Regions from separate parts of the Homo sapiens genome. Here regions 2, 3 and 4 are each linked to region 1. A link is a contact called in ENCODE Hi-C or POLR2A ChIA-PET data. All regions are on one chromosome and are shown on one strand. The core of a region is the stretch at or near the end of the contact, and the rest is flanking DNA. Distances in the headings are between cores, read along the strand shown. Region 1 holds the start of LINC00954 (long intergenic non-protein coding RNA 954). Region 2 overlaps LINC01376 (long intergenic non-protein coding RNA 1376). Region 3 holds the start of HS1BP3 (HCLS1 binding protein 3). Region 4 overlaps LOC105373456 (a long non-coding RNA gene).

Region 1 (3,402 bases), core at 207-2,706:
GTTCCTTGGCTTGCGGCAGCAGAACTCCAGTCTCTGCTTCTGTCTTCACATCACTGCTGTCCACTCTTCTATCCCAAGTCTCCTTCTGCCTTTCTCTTAAAAGAACACTTACATTGGATTTAGGATCCACCCAGATGATCCAGGATGAACTCTTCTTCTCAGACTCCCAATTACTTCTGCAAAGGCTATGTTTCCAAATAAGGTCACATTCACAGGTTCTAAAGGTTAGGTAATGAACATATCTTTGTGGCAGAATTGGGGTGGAGGGGAGCGGAGGGAGGCTCACGGTTCAACCCATGGTAAGGAGTTTGGACCACGTGAATTCCAGGTCTCACTCAGCTCTGAAAACATACAAAAATGGCAAAGGGCAACTATCTCTACCACATAAAGAATACATCCAAGTGCCTCAGGTCAACATCAACATCCCAAGAAGTAAATGGACAGTTCACACATACAATTAGAAGATGCTCTAATTAGCAAGCAGACACACGTGGGAGTTTTGCCTTTCTAACGTCAGAGAGATGCAAACTAAAAAATTTGTTTAATCTCAGAAAACTAAAACCAAATGCTGGCAAGGATGTGATGGAACTGAGACTTAAACATGGATCTGCCATTTATTCCCTGGGACTGGCTCAGGGTAGGCACTTATTGATTTGACTTGCCGATGGATGGTTAATTGGCAAAACTCTTTGGGGGGAAACTGTGGCAACATATTCCAAGAACCTTGAAAATAAAGATGGCTATTGGCTGAAAATTCCTCATCTGTACTGAGAATTTATCCTAAGGAAATCATCCTTGTGAACAAATATTTGTCTCAGCATTATTTATAACATCTAAATAGTGCAAACAACCTAAGCCTTCAAGAGAATGGGAACAATTCTGCACAGAAGTTCCGCAGCCGTGAAAGTGATGTTAAAACCGGGAGAACAGATAAGGCTAGTTGAATAAATCGGGACCACTGAGGAGGAGGCAGGGGAGGTTTAGGGGTGCCAGCAATACTTCGCTGTGGGTGATCAAGAACATGATGTGATTGCTGTAGAATCACTTCCTTAAACTGTGCATTTGTATTATGTATTTTTTATGCTTAAAACACATTTTAAGAAAAACCGAAGATTTTATTTTTTCTTTTTAACAGCTGAATCCAAGAATCCTAGGACACTCTTAATTTGTCCCAGAAGTGTGAAGTCCACCTAGGGCATAGCCGTGAAGGGCTCCCAGAACTGTACGGGGAATTTTGAGGCTGGGGTACCGCAGTGAAGTGCAGCTCACCCGGGCGGAGCGCACCTGACCTGGCTTCCACACCTGGTGGAGCGCCTGGGAGGCCTCGCGGATAAAGCCCCGGGCAGCGCGTGACCCGCCCCAGCCCAGTAGTGGAGTCCCCGCCGCGGGCCCCTTGCTTGCAGGGTAGGTGTGGCCCGGTCGTCCCACTCTCCGCCCCCTCCTGCTCCTCCTCGCCGTGCCCAACCCGCCCGCTTCTCCTGCCTAGGCTCTTCTTTCTGCTCCTGTCGCCATGGCCCCGGCCTCGGCGCTCAAGCGACCCTCTCGCTCCGCCCAGGTCAGTGAAGGATGGGATGCAAGTGCCCGCCAAGCCCCCCGTTTCCCACGTGGAGTTCCCACAGGGCAGCAGGGAGGGGCCGCGCCTTCTCTAACTGACCCGAACCGACCCGGGCTTCACAGGCTTCGTGGAGAGCAGCTGCCCCGCCGGCATCTTCCGGATGAGGCTCTCTAGACAACAAAGCCTTCTACGCGGAAGTTACTGGTGACAGGGGAAGGACTCATGGGTTTTTGCAGCCCGGTGTCCCCAAAACAACCTCCTGACCCCCAGCCCACCCAGGTTCCCTGCTAGCCCGCCCAACCCAGAAAGACTGGCCTGCCTGGGGTCCAGCAAGGATACAGAATCGCGCAGCTGCCCCCCACAGCCTGCCGCCCAGCATCGGTTCTCCCACCCATCTGCCTGTCCCCACCCGCTATGAGACGCCCTGGGTCTGCTTCCCTGGGACCAGCCCTCAGCGTTGCCTTAAGTGATTCTGGTGCCAGGGACTCTGAGGACCCCCAGGCTCCTCCAGGCTGGCAGGTGACCATACTCCTTCCACTGCAGACCCCTGGATGCCCAGCTGCCGCACCTCCCGTGGCCCCACGCTGTGGCTACGTGTTGTCTGAAGACGCCTGGGGAAACCTTCAGGGCCTCTGTACTGGCCTGTCATGTGGTCAACCAGGTGAGCAAGCTTCTGAGATGCCCTTGTTCAATTGCCCAGGAAACAGGTGTCCAAGATTCATATGGAAGAAATCTGGCCCTGCCCTCAGCACTGAGGACATTTGGGGAATCCAGCATCCCCTCCTGGATGCAGATCGCTTCCGCCTGGCACAGGCTGTCTTCACAGCTGCAGAGTCCTCTTGTGTCTAAGAACAGAGACCACAGTTCCATCTTTGCCTTGCCAGGATTGACCTCTAATGAATAGATCACCTTTGTAAGGTGGACCAAAAAAAAAAAAAAAAAGAGCATTTCCAGGTGGCTGTAACTGACAGCTGGGAACTGCCAGAGTGTGGCAGGAGGCCCAAAGCTGTAGGAGTTTAGAGGAAGCCGCATGCAGGCACCTTGCGCTCAGATGAGGCATGGGGTAGAACTGCAGATGAGAGCAATCAGAAGGAGACTCGTGGGATAGCAGGGTTTAACCTGGCTACGATGTCAGCAAGGTGGACGGGGAGACTGGGGCCCCAGCTATGCCTGGATTTAGGGGTTCAAAGGTATAGGGAGCTAGCAGGAGCACTTCAACAGAACAGAGGTGAGATTAGTGTCAGATCACTAAATCCTAAGTCTCTTCTGTGCATCTCTACCTGCTCTATTTCATCATGCTCCCTTCCCTGCACACCTCCAGCCGTCTGTCTACTAACAAGAGACCCGTACCTCAGTCCCACTGAGCCAGGTGGGACTGGGCCAAACCTCCCTATTTGATTCTTGCCTCATCTTCCCTGGGACTTCGGTGCTTTCTTGCCCTTCTTCCAGGATAATAGATGGTTTTCCCTCAGTGTGAACATCGAGGTGTCTGGGTTCATGGAAGCTGGTGAAGAAACCACCTACAACTATACCATGTCCTGTCCCTATTTCACATGGGCCTCGAGGAAGATTCTCTGAAGGGAACTACATGGAGGTGAGCACAGGTAACCCCAGCCAGAATGCTGGGTCTCCTGGGGCCGAAACTACCTCCTTCGTTCTATGAAGTGAGGCCACACTTGATATTTTCATGGAACCAAGTCCCTTAGTACTTAAGCCTTATCAGCCATGAAATAGACCCTTTTCGGGAAACAAGATTTGATTAAGTTGAAAGGAAATCAGAATGTCAGCGATCTCTGCACTCCTATGGTCATTGCAGCACTATTCACAATGATATAGAATCCACCTAA
Region 2 (3,437 bases), core at 681-3,180, 860 kb before region 1:
AGAGGGCCCAGCCACTCTTATATCCTGGTTGCTGAGTTCTTAAATGCACATGGGAGTTCAAAGCAATTTGAGGGCCAAACATTGGGATCATAATGGATGGTAGAAGCACCCTATTCCAATGTCATTTGCCCCTCTCCCAAATCTTCAAGTCCAGCTTCAGCTGAGGGTAATTCTTAGACACACTGTGATCTTTAAACACACATACACACACACACATTACCGCCACCAACACCACCACCACCAACAATGTATTGACTTCGAAAGTAATGAATGCCATTTTAGAAAATTTAGAAAATACACAGAGTATTTATTAAAATAGATAAAAGATAATTCATTATTACTAGAATGGTGCATTTTTTCATTCTTTTTTCTAGGAATTCTATGTATTTTTGTATGTATCACTAGTATTTTTTTCTTTTCACGTTTTTTTCAAAACTGGGACAACACTCTAAATATTGTTTTAAATCCTACTTTTCAAAATTAACATTATTATGAGAACTTCCCATCCTTAAGTGTAATTTGAAAACATAAATTTTAATGTGTATTTTATCACATGGATAAATTATAATCTATTTATAAACTCCATTATTTTGGACACAGGTTATTTATAATTTGTGGTTAATATAAACAACACTGTGGATAACTACATAAATTTTTATCAGCAAAGCTTATCGCCTTACTCCTCAAGCACCTTACACTCCATTGTGGACCTATTTTGCCAACCACTAGCTGGAAAGGTAGAGAGCTGTTTCATTACTCAATGCAACAGTTTTTCTATCAGGATAAGATTGTTTTCACTAACCACAAAAATAATATTCAGGTATGAATTGGAGAGTCAATTTATATCTTCAAATCTCTAAAGGTTGTTAAAAGAAAATAAGAAACAACAAGAACAAAATATTCTGGGTGGATCTGAAGGTAGAAAAAGACCCAACTGAAGAGTTATGGGCAGGCAGATTTTAGTTCAACATGAGCAAAGGCATCCTGAAATCTCTGTGAAGCAATAGAAATGGCTCCCTTGAGTGACAGCTCTGGCTCATGTATAGGGAGCAGAATGGAGACCTATCCTTGGAGAAGTGGCAGAGCACTGTGGCTGAGGGCAGGGACTCTGGAGCCAGAGGGTTGGGTTTTAACCCAAGTAATATGGCTTGAGTGTTGTGTTACCTCCAAATCTCATATTGAAATGTGATCCCCAGTATTGGAGGTGGGGCCTAGTAGGAGATGTTTGGGTCATGGGGGTGGACCCCTTATAAATGGCTTGGTGCCATCCTCATAGTAATCAGTTCACAGGAGAGCTGCTTGTTTAAAGGACCTTGGCACCTCCTCCTCGTCCTCTCTTGCTCCCACTCACCACGTGGTACTCTAGCTTCCTCTTTGCCTTCCACCATGATTGTAAGCTCTCTGAGGCCCTCACTAGAAGCAGATGGTGGCACCATGCTTTCTGTACAGCCTGCAGAACTGTGAGCCAAAATAAACTTCTTTTCTTAATAAATTACTCAGTCTTGGATATTAATTTATAGCAACTCAGAACCGACTAACACACCCAGCTCTGCCATTTTCTGACTGTGTGATCTGGGGCAAGTGGTATAACTGCTTTGGGCTTTAGTGTCCTTATATGTAGAATGGAAATTATTCCTAATGGTAGTTGTAAGGATTAGATGAAAAATGTCTGTGTAGTGCTAGAACTGTCCTAAACATTCAATAAATGTTAGCACTTGTTTTAAGTGTTGTTACTGTAGACAAGTTTGATTAGGCAATATAATTGGATAACAGCTCGCAGAATTTGGGAATCTATACTGATTCTCCCAGTGTGACTGTACTGCTATAGTGATGTCACTCCAATAGACCATCCTGGCATTCTCCAGGGTACACTCTGGTTCTGTTTGTTTCCAGATCTGAGCCTCATTATTTACCTTTTTATGAGTAAAAATAACTTCAGTGCCCTTCATTTTGCAAGCCACGATGGAGGCCAACTCTAGCTTTGTAGCTTATCCATACTGGAATCAAATAGCTGCCTCGTAAAAGGAGTGTTGCAATCTTTAAATGCCCATAAATAAGGATTTGAACATTTATCTCACATCATGTGATTTGGTAAAAGTAAACAGAAAGTCTTTTAGTGGAAGAGTGGAAGTGATGATGAGTGAAATGATATAAAACAGGAGGGTTAGGTTGAGAATGTGTGTGAACCGTAAATAGATGAAGGAGAAAAGTGTGGTTGGTACAAGAAAAGTCAGCTTTCTGCATGGCAGGCAAGGCCAGTTCACAGATGCTGCCAGCTAAAAGAGAATGACCTGCAGAAACTCAGTAAATAGAGAAGGCTCAGTAGCCTCCTCTGTTTATGTTACCCCTAAAAACTTCCCATGTCTGCTCTGCGACCTCCCTCCCATAAGTAGCCAGGAGGATATATTAAAATAAGGAGTTATCTTCCATTTGGAAAACCAAAGCTTAATTGGAACCAGGACTGAAGTCCATGGGACATGGCGGGCTTCAGAAAATATAATCAACTGCTGACTCACTGAAGCTGGATTGAGGAAGGTAGAACACTAGAGCCAGACATGCCCCCAAACTGCCAAAGATTACAGGCAACAGAGGACCCATGTTACAGAGTAGAAAGTGAATATTGGAAAATTGTTTAAAAGACGGCTAATTGTTGGAAATACAAGTAAAATTGTTGAAAATAAAAGCTCAGAGAATGCATTAGTAGCAGACTACACCATGGGGAGTAGACAATAAGGACTGGAGAGGCTGAGGAGGACAGGAGCAGTAAAGATAGGATAGAAGACACCTTGGTATGATCACGTTTCTCTGAAAAGTCCCCTGCAGCATCTCTTTGTACCATGTATCCCAATACTGCTTAGAATGAAGAAAAGAGGATCAAATTCACTTTCAAAGATCCACAAACTTACCAGGGCTTCTGAAAGTGACATCTCTTGTCCAAAATCCTAGAAACCCTTAGCCCTAAAGTATGGATTGTTCACAAGGAATCTTTATAGTCTCTTATTTTGTTAGTGCTCAGAATGCTGAAATGCCTAAGAGATTGCAGTTGGGATTTTTTTCCAACTATACCCTCAATGGATGGGTTTGGCATGATGGCTGGTGAAAAGAGACCACCTGTTGGCCACTTAAGCTATCAGCTCCCATGACTAGCACCAACTCATGATAAGAATTCTACACTTTATTTTGTCCTGGAGTTTTGTCATAAATATATATTAGAAAAGGCTTAGAATTTTTTTAAGTAAGCTCTAGATCAACATATGTATTGTAAGCTTAAAATCCACCTCACTCTTAGAGACTTTCTTCTAGAAAATACCTAAGAGTTAGATCATGGAATCTGATATATCTTCAATTAAGGATAGTTCTAAAATCTAGGAGAGGGGCTAAAGTCAAGTGACCCCAACAGACCATGAAAAGATGGGGAGGTGAACAAGAGAAGACCA
Region 3 (3,369 bases), core at 231-2,730, 780 kb after region 1:
CTGAATTCAAGCTTGAGTGCATGTGGCAATGACATGTGGGAGGAGATCGGGCTGGAAAGAGGAGCTGGGGTGCGACTGGGAAGGGCCGGCCTTGCTGCTGGGCTAAGGCGTTTGGACTCACCCTGCAGGCAAGATCCTTGGGTGTGCTGGTGCCCTCAGCAAGAAATGAGCCTGACTCATGTGGCCTTACCACCGCCAGCGCCCCCACATCTGTTAACAAGCCACGTCCAGGCTGTGCAGCGGGGCAGGGAGGGAAGCCACCCACCCCATCCCAAGCACCCAGCACCAAAGTCACACCCCATCCATCTGCACATGGCTGAGGGGCATATACTACTGACGTTGCTCATGCCTGCCAATCTGAAACCTCCAATTCACAGAAAAGGAAACTGAGGCTTGGTGAGAGGAGGTGACGTAAGTGGCAGTAGGGAAACCTCTTCTGCCCATGAAGATACAACTGTAACCACACTTGATCATGAAAGACCAAGCAGCCTCCGACATCAGGGTTTACAAAAGGAATCATACCTTTCTAGACCTGAAGTCACGGGGAATTCCTGATTACAACTGGAAGATCAACAGTTGGCTGGGTAACACGTTCATTTATGTCATAAATTGGCATCTTAGCCTAAGACTTTGTGTAGGGAGAGCAAGGGTGAAGTGTATGAAAATATTTGAAGTAAATCACTTTACAGCGTTTTAAAGGCGGAAAGAAGTAAAAGCACGTGCCTCCCAGCCTTGCCAGGATCCACCTTGGGCTGGGTCCTCCAGGTCTCGATCAGGGCCGACCCATTCTGCATCCTCCGCCTGGACCCCTCCAAGGCTTTTGCTGTAACTTGCGCTCTCCTGAGCTGCCTCGCAAGCAGCAACGACCTCTCCCTGGTCTCTCATCAAACTCATCCTCCCAGAAACCGGGTTCCTGCCCTGTACTGTGTTCCCATGGCAACCTGAGCTTACTACCCGCTGCTGGCATCACCCCCTCTCCGCTGCAGCCCCCTGCAGGGCGAGCTTGTCTGATTCGCCTCTGTCCCCAGTGCCCAGCACCGGGCCTGGGACTCAGGGAGCTCTGAAAGGATGGGGAACTAGATTTTCGGGCTCAAAAGAGAAGAACCCAAGGCGGTAGGAAAGGAGAGCAGAGTCCCCACTGCGCCCGCCTGCACTGAACCAGTCAGTCCCAGGGCTCCCGCTGTCCTTGGCTAGTTCTCTACCCTCCAGAGGGCCTCGGTTTCCTCATCTGTAAATCGGGGTCGCCACCTCTCCTGCAGGGCGGTGCAGGGGCCCAGCCCGGATAAGCCACCGAGGGCGCTGGGGAGACCTGCACCAGGTCCCTGGCCTAGGAGGCGGCGGCCTCCCCCCGCCTCTCCGCCCGGGCGCCCCGGACTGCGAGCTGTGCGGTGTGGGGCGCGGGGGTCTGGCTCACCTGGAGGTGACGAGCACCGCCGGGGACTGCATGACGGCGGCGGGGACTCCGGGCGGGGCGCGCAGTCACGGGACCCGGCAGTGCCCGCGTCACCGCGTCCCCGCCCTGCCTCCCGCTGCCCTGGCCTGCCCCCTGGTGGCAGCGGCCGCGCAGTTCGCGCCTGTGGCCAGAGGCGGGGCGGAAGCGCGGCTGGGCGGGTCCCGCACGGTCGCCGTCGGCCTGCGCTGCTCGGAGCTTCCGGAGCACCCAGGCTGAGCCGCGCCCGCCGCAACCACCTAGAAGAAGCCCAGCCTGGCCCTGGCACACGGTGAACCTTAATCGGTGTGTCTGTTTTGCGCTAAAGTTTAGCCGTTAGAGAGACGGGACTCTGCTGTTTCCGCCGCCAGTCCCCATTACAAAACCACTCCCCCTCTGCCCCAAGACCATTTCATTCAACCGATCGGTCAACAAATATTTACCAAGCTGGGGCTCTGTCCAGGCTTCGTGGGGTCTTCTTCAAGCTGCACAGTGAACGCCACGCAGCAGCCCAGTCCCCTTGAGCTTGCTGCCTCCAGCTAGCTCGCCTATCTGGTTCCTACTGCCTGCCCGCTCCATAAATGGCAGGCACTCTCCCGACAGGGGATCTTTAGAGAGGCAGCCTCTGCTGCTTGGCAGAGCCCTGGTGGAGGCCTCCCGGGGCCGGGCCTGCCTGGGATGGCTGCACTTGGGTCCCCAGCTGGAGCAGGGCAACGGGGTCCAGGAGCCAGTTCCCCTCAGAAGGGGAACGTACAGACATGCAGACCCTAACAGACCCACTCATTTTAGATTCACCTCTCCATGGGGTGAGGAACAGAGAGATCGTATCACCTGCCAACGTAGCCCAGGGAAAGAAAAGCTGAGTCTGCAAACAGGGCCAGCAGAAGGTGCAAACTGCTGCCCCTGTTCTGTTACTCCCTCCACCCAGAGCCCCAGTGACAAAAAGAAAGAGAAGCTGGGCTTAACTATACCAGAATTCACGGCAGGGCGATGTCAGCCATGTTTCCTGAGCCTATCAACCACCGCCACCAGCATCACCAACAATATCTACCAGTTTTTACAGATTTTAGTGAAGAAATCCTACAGTAAAAGATTTTGAAAAATGACTTTCCCCAATGTATCTCTTGAATAAATACGGACATTGATATGCCTTATTATTTGTCTCAGATTTGTTTATAGGCAAGATGAGCAATCATGAATGAAGTATGACAATGAATGAAAGTTCTGAGGGAGACCCTTGAAGGCTGCAGTGAAGAGCTGGGATGATGGCGGGAACCCCTGTCTGCTCTGCTGCTCATCGGCCTGTCCGTCTGCAGGGCCGTGTTCATGGCTGCAAATGGTCCTCCGTGTTTTGTTTAAATTGGCATGCCCTACTTTAGAGAAAGGGAGTTCAGGGTCTGGACAGAAAGCAGTATAGGCTTCAGCATTCCAGGAGTCTGAGTGTAGTGCCAGGCAGTCGAGCAGTCACCATTGCACTCACATTTATCCAACAGACAGAAACACAGTGAATAAGACACTTTAGATGCCTTCAGTGGACTTCTTTGCCCTCCTACATGGGGAGTGGGTGGGGGTCTGGAAAGGCTTTCTAAAGGAGCTGAAGTCCAAGGGAAAACCTGAAGAAATATGGATAGAATAGATTAGAAGGAATGTCACGTGCAAAGCCCTAGCGACAGGATAGGAACACCAGGGAACAGGGGGAAGAGGCCAGCAGGAGCCAGGGTGTGGACAGCCTAGTGCACCAAGGCCAGGGCTTTGCCTGATCCTGAGGCCAACACAGCGCCATCAGAGGGTCAGGGACATAGGAGTGGCTGGGCCAGCTAGGGCGTGGGCAGGGTTTTGGAGCATGTTGAAGGTATGAAGATGAGCTGGACTGCAGAACAATCCAGACAAGAGACAATGGTCCCATGAACTAGGGTGATGGCCACCCAGGTGGAGAAGAG
Region 4 (3,058 bases), core at 444-2,943, 830 kb before region 1:
ACAAACAACCCTGAGTTGAAATGTCTTTAAGAACCTGCTACTGTGAGGGCATAATCCATCATCTTCTAAAACACAGTTTAAAGTACTATGTGTGGTCTTATTCCCTTGGGTTTATTTGACCTAGAATTTAATTAAGGACTTTTGGGAGAAAACAATGATGTGAGACAACTGGAGGGTCCCAACAAGTATGTTTTACATATTCATAACTGTATAATCCACAAGTTTGTTTTTATTTATGAAAAATCTCAGTGAGAATAAACAAAGCAGAGAGCATAATAAATGGTGTCTTTATTATAAGGAAACCAGGAAGATTGCACTGGCCATTTGTTTCCTTCTAGGACGTAGGATGAGACAGTCTGCCCGTCATGCAGTTGGCAGAATGGGATCCAGTCAACCCCAGAGCCACCTTCCCATTACAATCCATAGCTGTACCACTTGTCCTCAGTTTTGAAAAAGATATTATAATCTCAACCCATCTACACACAGATACGGGCAATATCCCTAGGAATGATACCTAGGGGTACCTACATCCTATTCCTAAAAATCAGAAACCTGTGTGCTTCTTCTAAGTGGCAGCAGCCTCCATGAAATGGAGAATGCCTGGCAGCATTAGGGACCCTGATTATGAGATACGGCACCATCACTTGAGATATGTCAACAGCTTTTTTTGATTTAATGAATAGAAAAAACATTTGAAACACTAGTTATAGAGAAATAAACTTGAACTTACTTTATTTATTCATTGCCAAATCAGGAAAATGTAGTAGACGTACTTTAATGGTTCATACTTTTGTGAGTGTGAGGATTCCTTTATGGTATCAAAATACTTCAAAGCTTGTAGCCCCAATTGTGGTCATTTAACTTTTAGTGCTTTGTTTGAAATAAATTAACTTCAGATAAATTAGCATTTTGTTTTATCTCAATAGCATCTGCATTCATTTTAAGGCACTCATTTGTATGTGGAAAATGTAATTTATTCAGACTACAGATAATATTTGGTTGCTTTGAGAATGAACAGATTATTTGTGTTAATTCTGCAGTTCCCAGAGACCACTGGGAATCATGAAGACCTGACTTTCACTCTGGATTTCACCCAAGCGCAACTAAGTTTCTCACGATATGTTATGAAGACTGGAGAAATCAAGGCTGACGTTGACATGATGGGTGCATATTAGGTAGACCAACTACTTCCAAAAGTGCTGATGATTGCTGGGGAAGAGAGAATGGGATCTCTGATGAGGAGCTATGAGATCTACCCTTTGGTCTCTCCTCTTCCATTCTTGTTCTGCCACTGACTCAGTGCATGGCCTGGGAAATGTCATTTTTGCTCTCTTAGCCTTGGGTTCTTCATATGAGACAGGGCAGGTGGGATGTAAAATAGAACAGCAGTTCTAAATCTTTTGATTTATAAATCTTGAACTTTTTACAAATGCTTTGAGTCATTTTTCTGGAACATACTTATATACACAAAATTGACCTACCATTCTGGGGACTCATAGATCTTCTGAAGCCACGATCAGAAACCCTTGAGGTGATGAACATTTAAATGCTCCCCAGCAAGGAAAGGGCAGTGTTAGGGAGTCAAGGACATGACTATGGAGCTGTGGTGATTTCACTTTTATTTCAAGCAGCTCTTTTGCAGAAAGTAATGGGAGTCAGTCCCTGGGAGACATCTGGAAAGCATGTCGCCTGACCTCCAGCTGGGTTTGGTTTCAGTCTGTTCCAACTGGTGACCCTGCAGTGCTCTTTCTCTTTCCCAACCCAGACATTCTCTGTCTCCCTGTCTGAGCTGGGCCCTTCCCGGCCTTTCAGGAATGGTGTGCCAAAGACAAGGCAATTCCACTCTGAGAAGGGTCTTACAGCACTGCCTTGCATCACAAGGGCTCCTTCAGTGGACTCTAAGTTCATTCCCTCCCTCGCCACTGAATTTGATTCCCTTTCCAAAGCCCTCTTCATACTTTATGGAAAGGATTCTTTTTACAGGCACCAACCAAACACAGTGTGTTGACCATTCAGGAGTGGAGTCAAGTCAGGGACAGAAAGTATAGCTATGCATACCGGCATCTTCTGGCTTCCAAGCCAGCTGCAGAACTACATGATCAGTATCGCGTGAGGGAGAAATGTGGGGGTTGAGTAGGATGCCCTTTCTCATCTCTGGTCTCACTCATTTGGGTTTATGCCAAGTCCCCTTGTCATAGAATGTCAGCAGCATTTCTTAGACTCTCTTTTGGCCATTCTTTTATCATCTATAGCTGTGCTGTCCAGTGCAGCAGCCACTAGTCACATGTGACTATTTAAATTTATTAAAATTAAAACTTTAGCTCCTCAGTTGCACTAGCCACACTTCAAGTGCTCAATAGTCACATAGGGCTAGTGGCTCTTGGACCAGAGAGCATACATCTAGAACATTCACATCTTCACAGAAAGTTGTATCAGACACCAAAGACATATATGCCTTCAGTAAATAAACACTCCCTGCCAGCACCTGACTGAGATTCAAAAGTGTAAAAATGATTGAGATGAGATTCTGCCCTCAAGAGGCTCATGGGTTGTGGAGGAGGCAGACATGAAATTATACCATCATAAAACTCTGAGCTTCCAAGGGAGACAGGAATTAGGTATTCCAGGCAGAGATAACAGTAGGTACAAAGGTACAGAAGAATAAAAATATGACATGTTCAGAGAAAGGGACATTGCTGCCTGTTCACATGTAGAGTATATGTGTCTCATGAGTAAAGAGGTGGTGAGAGTGATGACTGACCAAGGTGGGAAAGTACACAAGGATCAGGTTTGATGAAATCTTGTCTGCCATGTCCATTTGGTAGTTGTTTTATAAAGGATAATTTACCAGAACTTCATCTGTAACTAGTTTTGATTTCCTAGAATTTGGTTCCTTGAAATTAAATACCCTTTTGCCCCATCTCTGTCAGGATCTTATGACAAAGTCTTTTAAAGAATTTCAAATCCTGAGCTCCTGTCCTCTCTGTGGCACATCTTCTTCTTCTTCCAGGCACTGCCCTCAGGTTCACATCTCTCACTGCCACATCGTATGGTCGCT

Evidence for each region. Hi-C counts contacts between places; a loop is a spot of excess contacts on that map. ChIA-PET counts read pairs that join two places held with the same protein, here RNA polymerase II (POLR2A). Pooled maps may share reads with other maps.
Region 2: a loop to region 1 is called in a pooled map of right cardiac atrium, with 2.2 times the contacts of the local background. The contact joins the enhancer-like site here to the promoter of LINC00954 in region 1. A Hi-C loop is called at or near these places in 8 of 50 pooled maps. POLR2A ChIA-PET finds 5 or more read pairs at or near these places in 2 of 52 experiments (PC-3 and T-cell).
Region 3: a map of naive thymus-derived CD4-positive, alpha-beta T cell shows a loop between it and region 1 (6-fold over the local background). The contact joins the promoter of HS1BP3 here to the promoter of LINC00954 in region 1. A Hi-C loop is called at or near these places in 1 of 168 maps with a recorded cell type or tissue (naive thymus-derived CD4-positive, alpha-beta T cell) and 6 of 50 pooled maps. POLR2A ChIA-PET finds 5 or more read pairs at or near these places in 1 of 52 experiments (OCI-LY7).
Region 4: a loop to region 1 is called in a pooled map of psoas muscle, with 2.1 times the contacts of the local background. The contact joins the enhancer-like site here to the promoter of LINC00954 in region 1. A Hi-C loop is called at or near these places in 1 of 168 maps with a recorded cell type or tissue (testis) and 3 of 50 pooled maps. POLR2A ChIA-PET finds 5 or more read pairs at or near these places in 1 of 52 experiments (BJ).

What each region holds. Positions count from the first base shown.
Region 1 is chr2:19,867,398-19,870,799 of GRCh38, forward strand. LINC00954 (long intergenic non-protein coding RNA 954) reads left to right here and starts at 1,457. Exons shown (of 10, transcript NR_033875.1): 1 at 1,457-1,555; 2 at 2,099-2,216; 3 at 3,005-3,149. RefSeq lists an enhancer at 1,169-1,218.
Region 2 is chr2:19,007,626-19,011,062 of GRCh38, forward strand. The region is part of intron 2 of LINC01376 (long intergenic non-protein coding RNA 1376); the gene reads right to left. The region is part of intron 5 of LOC105373456 (a long non-coding RNA gene); the gene reads left to right. Among named protein-coding and RNA genes, the nearest start is that of LINC01376, 18 kb to the right of the region's middle. Within about 2 kb of position 1,931, at least 2 of the 41 ENCODE cell types and tissues checked have a DNase peak (open chromatin) inside an H3K27ac peak, as active enhancers do.
Region 3 is chr2:20,649,618-20,652,986 of GRCh38, forward strand. HS1BP3 (HCLS1 binding protein 3) reads right to left here and starts at 1,481. Exons shown (of 7, transcript NM_022460.4): 1 at 1,415-1,481. The coding sequence starts at 1,446. LOC105373466 (a long non-coding RNA gene) reads left to right here and starts at 1,665. Exons shown (of 2, transcript XR_001739320.2): 1 at 1,665-1,735; 2 at 2,358-2,583. RefSeq lists enhancers at 828-907, 928-1,077, 1,162-1,899 and a silencer at 1,158-1,747.
Region 4 is chr2:19,033,703-19,036,760 of GRCh38, forward strand. All of the region lies in intron 5 of LOC105373456 (a long non-coding RNA gene), which reads left to right. Among named protein-coding and RNA genes, the nearest start is that of LINC01376, 8.3 kb to the left of the region's middle. Within about 2 kb of position 1,694, at least 3 of the 41 ENCODE cell types and tissues checked have a DNase peak (open chromatin) inside an H3K27ac peak, as active enhancers do.